Linked DNA regions of Homo sapiens: region 2 is linked to region 1. A link is an interaction called in ENCODE POLR2A ChIA-PET data of the cell type or tissue named here. Cell type or tissue: OCI-LY7. All regions are shown on one strand. Each heading gives the region's core, and the rest is flanking DNA. Links, peaks and the distances in the headings are about the cores only. Region 1 overlaps LOC124902508 (translation initiation factor IF-2-like). Region 2 overlaps ABLIM1 (actin binding LIM protein 1).

Region 1 (4,394 bases), core at 71-4,070:
TAATTTTTTGTAGAGATGGTATCTCACTATGTTGCCCTGGCTGGTTCTGAACTCTTGGGCTCAAGTGATCCTCCCACCTCAGCTGCCTAAAGTGCTGATATTACAGACATGAGCCACCATGCTTGGCCTGTTTGTATGTAGAAACTTGCAATGATCTAGAATGCTCCATTTCATTACCCTGAAATGCATCAAAGCTAGACCATAGTTTTTACATGTGGTAGAGTAGTTGTCATTGTATTTTTTTCAAAAACTTGTTTTCTTCCCACTCTTATTTCCCTATCTTCTCAGTATTTAAACTACAAAATATCAAAGGGAGAGTATGAATTAGCTCAAAGAACACCCAAAGACCAAGAGAGAGATTTTATAGCCTCTTTTGGAAAAACAGTTGATGTGTTGTTAATTGTACACAAGATAGTTGTACTCTGTTAAGTAGAAGCCCAAATTTTGAATTGTCTTCATATGGAAATTGTGATTTAAAGTGATACATGCCAAGATGACAAATGCTGGACTGTGGAGGTTTTGTAATGTGTTGATCTGATTAGGCTGAACTACATTTCCCATAATTCCCTTCCCTATGTTTCCAGTTAAGGGTGTGCCACAAGAGATGTACTTGTGTGAGATTTGGAGGACAGAGTGGAGGAGCAACTATATCAAGAGTATTGTTTTTTGTGCTCAGAGGCTGGGGAAAGGTCTCCAGGTGCTTTTGTGGCCCATGCATATTGTTATTTTATCTGCTGGCTTATCTCCTTGGTGTGGGGCAGGAAGCAGGCTGCAGCTGTTCCATCTTTCGCTGGGTCTTCCCTCAGCTTCACTGACTCCTCATCTGACTGTGTATCCTCAACCAGATGTGTGTTTATCTCTGTGACAAAGAGCACCGGGTTCTCCTGCAGGATACCCACATCATGAAGGTTGGAGACAGAGAGAGCCTGAGATGGGTTCCATCTTGTCCTTGCTGCTTTGCACCCCCTGACAGCCTTCTTCCCAACTGCCTGCCCTGCAGACTTCAAGCTGCAGCATTAGATATGAAGGCAACAGCCTTCTAGACTTTATCAGCCCCCATTACTGCGTGTGGTCAAATCCCGGTAATAAATCCACCTGCACATGTGTGGTCCTAATAGTTCTGAATCTCTAATTGAATATTGACTAACATAGACCTATACAAAATGGTAAAATTGTATTTAGGGAAGTGTGATTTTTTCCTTCCATTATTCCTTCTGTTTTTTTTTTTCCACTCATACCCTATAAAACCAGTGTCATAGGTTTTGGCAGTTACGTTTAAGTTTTCTAAGATACAGCTTGAGGAGATCTAGCGTCCTTCATTTTATTACCCTGAAATGCATCAAGGTGAGACCATAGTTTTTACATGTGGTAGAGTACTTATCATTGTATTTTATTGAATTTTCTTTTCAAATGGATTTGAGTCATCCATTGCATTTTATCCTGAAACTATGTTGATGGTGATAAGAATTTTTGGGTCCCAATATTAGGTGGCTTAATGAGAACAGTTTTGAACTGCCATTGGCTTAATGAGAACAGTTTTGAACTGCCATTGTTGCAGGAAGTGACTTCACAGGTGTGGACTGTGAAAGTGAAATCTATACTGTGAACTTTCGAATTGATGCTGTCACTGTTTAAGGAGCTATGGTACAGATAACAGGAGTAGTAGGTGTGCTACTAGCAGCACTGACCCTTAGCTGTGAAACTGATCTTCAGAATGATCCCTTTTAAAGTGAGGACTTCAGTCTGTAGTTTGGAGCTATTAAGCAGTATCTGTCAGGTAACAATCTAGGTTCTGCATATGGCTTAATCAATAAATAAAGGGGTTTGATTTTTCCATCTTGTAATGGTTAAGAAGTCAGGCGGTTCCTAAGCAGCAGGGTGTTGGGAGGCTGATAGGTTTGCTTGTCATACTTCCATAGATGTGGCTGGGAAGGAAACAAGTCCAAGGGGGAATTAGAAACTTTATTACTTGGGTCACAGCAGGAAGTATGAGCTTTCCTCTGGTTTGCATGTGTGCCCCCAAAGTTCATGTGTTGCAAACTTAATCCCCAGTGCAACAGTGTTGGGAGGTGGGGCCTAATAAGAGATGATTAGGTCATGAGGGCTCTGTCCTCATGAATGGATTCATGTCATTATTGCAGAAGTAGGTTATTGTCAAAGTGAGATTATTATAAAAGGGAGTTCAGGCCAGGTGCGGTGGCTCACGCCTGTAATCTCAGCACTTCGGGAGGCTGAGGCGGGCGGATCACTGAGGCCAGGAGTTCGAGACCAGCCTGGCCAACACGGTGAAACCCTGTCTCTACTAAAAATGCAAAAATTATCTTGGCGTGGTGACACGCACCTGTGGTTTCCCAGCTACTCAGGAGGCTGAGACAGGAGAATTGGTTGAACCCAGGAGGCAGAGGTTGCAGTGAGCTGAGATCGTGCCACTGCACTCCAGCCTGGGTGACAGACCTAGACTCTGCCTCAAAAAAAAAAAAAAAAAAAAAGGATTTGGAGTTCAGCCCTTTCTCTCACACTCTCATGCTCTCTTGCCCTCCCACCTTCTGCCATGGGACGATGCAGCAAGAAGGCCCTCGCCACATGCTATTGTCTTCATATTGAACTTCCCAGCCTCCAGAACTATGAGAAATAAATTTCTTTTTAATTAATTACCCAGTCTGTGGTATTCTGTTGTAACAACACAAAACAGACTAAAACAGGCTTCATGCTTCCATCAGTTTCCTGTGCACTCAAGTCCCACAGGAGTCAGTGTGGATCAACCTCAGGTAGATGCCACATACACAAGTTTGTGTCACAACTGAGAAACACTAAGCATAGGAATCCTCCAGTCTTATAAGGGGGCTGCTAGCAAACCTGCCCATCCTCCTCTCTGGAGAGAGACATTATCTTTAAGTATTCTGGAATGTAAGCACATCTTGCCTGAGGAGAAGGAAACTTTTCTATCCTGGAATGTCTCTGGGTGTCTCTATCTCTACTATCCTGGTCAGGAAACACATCGGCCCTCTGACCTGGAAAGAGACACTATGCTACACACACATCCTCGTAAAGCTAGTCCAGGGTAAGTTGAAATGCCATGGAGAATTGGCTGCCAAAAGTAATATCTGGTAAAGAATGTCTTGGGGGGAGAAATAGGTCTTCGCAACACTGGGTCACTAGTCTCACATTATCTCCCTCGAGAGGAGGTTTCTTAGGATGGCTTGAATAAATTTTTGCATAGTCTAGAATTGCAGACACATATTGGAAGGCAAACTCCAACACTTGATTTATTACTCTTTATTTATACTCTGTGATTCCCATATCCTTTGGAGTCTGGGCCATCACCAAGGCATGGCTTGGAGTGGTCTTGGGAAATTGCAATCTTGCTAACCTCCATGATCTGGCAACTGCTCTAGTAATGTTTTAAAATAGTTTTAAAATTTCAAAACAATTTAAAAATTATAATAGAGGTGTAAATACAGTTCAAAACACCTGAACTGTTTGAGGGTAAGCTGCTGACATTATGTCTATCACTCCTATGTACTTTAGTGTGTATTTCCTGCAAACAAGAACATTCTTTGACGTAACCGCAATGCAATTATATTAGTTTCCTGGGGCCATCATAACAAATTACCACAAACCTGATGGCTTAAAAAAACAGAAATTTATTTTCTCATAGTCTGGAGGCCAGAAATCTGAAATGAAGGTGTCAGCAGGGCTGTGCCTCCCCTAAGCCCCAAGGCTCCAGGGGAGGATCCTTCCTTGCCCATTCCAGCTTTTGGTAGCTCCAAGCACTCCTTGGCTTGTGGCTGCATCGCTCTAATTTCTGCCCCCCTCTTCACGTGGCATTCTCATCTTGCGTCTTCTCTTCTCTGTGTGTCTCTTATAAGGACACTTGTCACTGGATTTACAGCTCACCTAGATAATCCAGAATGATCTCATCTCAAGATTCTTAAGTTAATTACATCTGCAAAGATACTTTTTTCAAATGAGGTCACAGGTTTCAGAGATTAAGATGAACACATATCTTTTCGGGGGCCACCATTCAACGCACTACAATAACCAGCATCTGTGTATTGAAATCAGTATCAATGTTGAAATTGCTGTTATCTGATCTGCAGACCCCACTTCATATTTCACCAGTTGTTTCAATATCCTTTATAGTAAAAGGATCCAGTTCAGAATCCCATGGTATATTTAGTTGTCATGCCTCTTTAGTGTCCTTCAGTCTGGAACAGTTTCTTGGTCTTTCCTTGACTTTCATGACTTGACATTCTTGAAGATTATAGGCTGGTTATTTTGTCAAATGGCCTTTAATTTAGGTTCCCAGTGTTTTCTCATAATTAGATTCAGATGTGCATTCCTGGAAGGCCTATCAGAGAGAAACATTTTCTTCCTGTACATCCCATCAGGTG
Region 2 (4,394 bases), core at 199-4,198, 310 kb after region 1:
TCCCCCTACAAAGAAGGTGGGGGGAGGTGTATTGCAGACTTTCTACCTACCTTGTAAGAGAGAGTTGATATAACATGTAAAATTTATGGCTTTTTTTTGCTGGTGAAGAAAAGAAAAAACTCTATAGAACAGGATGTAGCAAGTGCAAAGGAAATGCCTGGTCAGGGAACATCAGATTCAGCTAACTCCCAAGGAAATTCAACACCACATCCTCAGGTCCCTGGTTACCCTCCAGACTGTGTTGTATTCCTGAATAACTTACCAGAAGAGACTAATGAGAGGATGATGTTTCATGCTATCATATCAGTTCCCGCTTTCAACAAAGTATGTTTGGTACCTGGGAGACATGACATTGCTGTTGTTGAATTTGAAAATGATGGACAGGCCAAAGCTGTCAGGGATGCTTTGCAAGAATTCAGGATCACAGCATCCCATACCATGGGGGTCACCTATGTCAATAAATAATACTGAGGGATGAATAGGTGGAGCACAGAGGATTTTTAGGGCAGTGAAACTATTCCATATGATACTATAATGATGGATACATGTCACTATAAATTTGTCTAAACCCATAGAATGTGCAATACCAAGAGTGAACACCAGTGTCAACTATGGACTTGGATGATAATGATGTATCAATGTAGATTCATAATTTGTGGCAAATGCACCACTCTGTTGGGGGACGTTCTTAGTGGGGGAGACTGTGTGTATGGGAGAAGGGATATATGAGAACTCTCTGCAGGTTCCACCCAATTTTTCAGTGAACCTAAAACTGCTCTAACAAAGTCTGCTAAATTTTAAAAAATACATTTGGAATAGTTGTCTTTAAAGCACTTGGTGTTGTTTATAGTGGTACTTTGCTTCGTTTTTTGTAACTTTTGATTAGGCCATTTTAATAGTTGGGAATGGGAAGGGTAAAATTTTCGTTAAGGACTTACAACATGATCTAGTCGTTAGCCTTGCCAAACTGTGAAATATGAAGGCTCGATTTTATATAATAAACTTTTATTTGTATCCTTTAAAAAAGTTGAAAGAGGATATATAAAGTCATGGGAGATCTGCTTTGCCAGTGCAGATCTTGACTAGAGCCTTCCCAATATTAACTGAGCTCCTGAGGCCTGGGAAAACAACATTGGCTCTGTTGGACAGTCTCTAGAGTTGGACAGACCTGGATTCAGATCATAGCTCCATCCCTTGCTAACTGAGTAGCCTTGGGTGATTTCCTGATCTCTCTAAGTTTTGATTTCCTCATCTGTGAAATGGGCATATTACCTACCTCACATTGTGGCTGGGAGAGTCAGGTGGGGTAAAGTTTGTGAGGTGCCTATCATGGTGTCTGGAAACAAGCAAATACTGAAACTATAGCTGAGGCACAGAAGAAGTTGATCTTTTACTCATCTTTTGGCCAAAGTAATTGTATAGGGAATGGTTGCAAATCTATTTAGAGGTTTCTGTTGGCATATTAATTCACTGGACACTTCTAGAACACCTTCTTGTGGGAAGCATGGAGGTGTAGAGTTATGAAGATACAGGTGTGGCCCAATTCTTTAAGGGAATTTATAACCTAGTGGGAAAGAGAGGAAGAAAGCTCACCTGCTTTGATTGGCACCAGTTACTTTGCTACCAACTTGCCTTTGTTTATTTAACTTTCATAACAATCCTACGTAGTAGGCTCCCTTCCCTTCCCTTCCCTTCCCTTCCCTTCCCTTCCCTTCCCTTCCCTTCCCTTCCCTTCCTTTCCCTTCCTTTCCCTTCCCTTCTCTTTCTTTTTTTTTTTTTTTTTTCTTTCGACACAAGGTCTTCCTCTGTCACCTGGGCTGGAGTGCAGTGGTGCAATCATGTCTCACTGCAGCCTCAACCTCTGGGCTCAAGTGATCCTCCCACCGCAGCCTCCCCAGCTGCTGAGACTATAGGCAAGTACCACCATGCCCAGCTAATGTTTGTGTTGTTTGTAGAGATGGGGTTTCTCCATGTTGCCCAGGCTGGTCTCAAACTCCTGGGCTCAAGTGATCTGCTGGGGTTACAGGCACAAACCATCGCACTTTGGCCATAGTAGGTTTTCTTATACTAGTTTTTACAGGTGAAGAAATGAGTCCAGAAAAGTGCCCAAAGTCCAATTTTCAGTCTAGAATTTAGGCCCTGGGTTCTCTTGCTCCCAAAGCCCATGTCTTTCTACTCTATGATGAAAGTTAGAGTATAATGGTTTATTTCTCCCTAAACTAGTTTATGCACCCTTACTCAGAAGGATAAGCTGCTGACCCTTCCTCTGACATAGCACACGTGTTTAAAGCAGTGTTTGTGAGCTCAGAAGCCTCGCAGTTAGTAAGGCTGTAGGGCTACAGGATGTTCTCATTTGTGCAGATTGGCTTTGCACAGACTTGTATAGAGCCCTCTAGGCTTTGTGAAAGCTGCCTGGGCAGACTGATTTATTCACCTTTGCCCAGGATACATATTTACGGCCAAGGCACGCCCTCATTATCCTGCCTGTTCATGATGCTGCATCAGGAGAAAAGCCTCCTGGAACAGGTGAGTGTTTAGCTTAGAGATCAAGCCAGTCCAGTTGCATTGGAAGCCTCTCCCAGTTGAGGGTGAAAAAACCAGTAGACGCAAAAAAGCTGAGTCAGCCTCTGCACTGCCTTTCTGCAGGAGCATAACAGGGAACTTGCGTGATTCTGCCTCTCCCTTCCGCCCATGCACCTGCCACGTAAGCAGCACATCTCTGTTACTCCCTTTGGCTTCCTCATCTCTTCATCCACCCTCAGGTTTGTGGTTTTGGTACCACCCAGACCAGTGTTTTCCCATCTCATGGTGATCTGCATAGACTCATTTCAGTGCTTATAAAATAAAGACACTCATATCTGGGTCCCACCTTAAGGCCATCGAACCCATTTTTAAAAGGCTTCTTGGGTGTTGCTTATGCGCAATAATGTTAGAAAACTCCTGATCTAAAGCAACCCACCAGCCTCTAGGTGTTTGTATATCCTTAGTCTGAAATCACCATCCACCAGAGCTGTGTTTGGGAGAGTCTTAGGGACTGGAAAACAATTTGCTTATTCCTTTGGGGATTCTAAGCACCATCTCTGAATCAAGTTAGATCTTTTAAGATAAAACAAGAAACAAAACTACACACATAGTCCTCGATAGTTTAACTTCCTCTATGGAAGTGACTTCATTTAGTGATCTTTCAGTGCTACGTCTTTGGTATTTCTCAAGGGTCTATATGAGAAACAACTACTTAAATACTTCCTATCATCAGTGAAATTCCTGTGGAAGATGTTTTTCTGTCCCATAACTGAGGGTCCCTGTATGAGAATTCCTTTGGTGCTTTTAGGAGGTAGTTTAACAGGGTTAACGTGTGGACCTTGAGTCAGCTACCTGGGTTCTACCCCTAGCTCTGTCTTCTGGAAGCACTGGTGGGTTTGGGTAAAACAATTTAGTTTCCTTGCTTGTAGAACAAGACTGGAAAATAGCACCGACCTACCTCATAGGGTTGTTGTGAATCATTTAAAGTCTTGATACAAAGCCTTACACAAAGCAAGACCTTATAGAACTTCAGCCCACAATGACTGTTATTAACTTAGAATCAGGAAACCTACCTTCTGTAGTGACAAGTGTGTGTGGCCATTTTTTCAAACAGTGAGACTTTGGCAGCCTATCAGTTCCTCTTTTGCCCTCATCTGCTAAGAAGCTCACATCACAACAAACATGTTTGCCTGAGCTTGGGTCTTTTGAATTTTAAGGTTCTTGATCAATTGTTTTAAAATCATGTCCTTCTCTGATAAGAATCAGCCAGTCCTTTTTGAAAGTAGGCAGAACATAAGTTATAAGTGGATTAAGGTTGAACTTCAGGGCCATCTTCCCATCTCCTGGGCTCATGCCACAAGTAGAGCACTCCTAGAGAAATGGAGGCGGTAAAGGAAAGAAACTAAAAGGGACTGTCAGCAGTCCAGGAGCTAAGCAGGTTATCAGATGAGCAGATTTTCTGTCCAAGGATGGGTTCTAGAATTACAATTCTCTTTTTCTGTTCCCAGGAGCATATTACATGGGCTCAGGGCTTAGGGCATTAGAATTTCTCCTGGGTAACAGACACGGAGGAATCATTGGTTAAACTCCATTTTTCTGCCATCAAGAATGTTCTTTCTCTACCAAAATTGCTCTTCTGTTAGCACTACTATGTGAGCTTGTAGAGGGTATGGGATTTCACACCGAAACATAGAATTTTACAGCTGAAGAGGACTTGAAATTGTCTAGCCCGGCCCTTTGCATTTTTGAGATGTGTGTCCTGAGGCTTGGAGATGTTAAATAGTGACATATTTGAGGCCCTATGGATGGTAAATTGAGGTATGATTCTCAGACTTCCTGATTCCAAAGCTTGTAGCCCTTTCCCTGTACCT

The links. Peaks named below come from ENCODE experiments on the same cell type or tissue, not always from the same donor. Only the 100,000 strongest peaks of a DNase experiment are listed, where the experiment ranks them.
Region 2: POLR2A ChIA-PET joins it to region 1 with 7 read pairs; 4 of 35 experiments call an interaction of 5 or more read pairs at or near these places.

What each region holds. Positions count from the first base shown.
Region 1 is chr10:114,808,333-114,812,726 of GRCh38, reverse strand. The region is part of intron 1 of LOC124902508 (translation initiation factor IF-2-like); the gene reads left to right. It also overlaps the pseudogene TAF9BP2. Among named protein-coding and RNA genes, the nearest start is that of FHIP2A, 11 kb to the left of the region's middle. RefSeq lists an enhancer at 1,451-1,500. In OCI-LY7, for the core only: no CTCF peak of the experiment used is centred there; no DNase peak of the experiment used is centred there.
Region 2 is chr10:114,498,074-114,502,467 of GRCh38, reverse strand. All of the region lies in intron 6 of ABLIM1 (actin binding LIM protein 1), which reads left to right. Among named protein-coding and RNA genes, the nearest start is that of AFAP1L2, 96 kb to the right of the region's middle. RefSeq lists an enhancer at 2,027-3,226. In OCI-LY7, for the core only: a CTCF peak has its summit at 578; DNase peaks (open chromatin) are centred at 2,367, 2,667, 3,167 and 3,637; H3K4me3 peaks cover 2,354 bases; H3K27ac peaks cover 3,243 bases.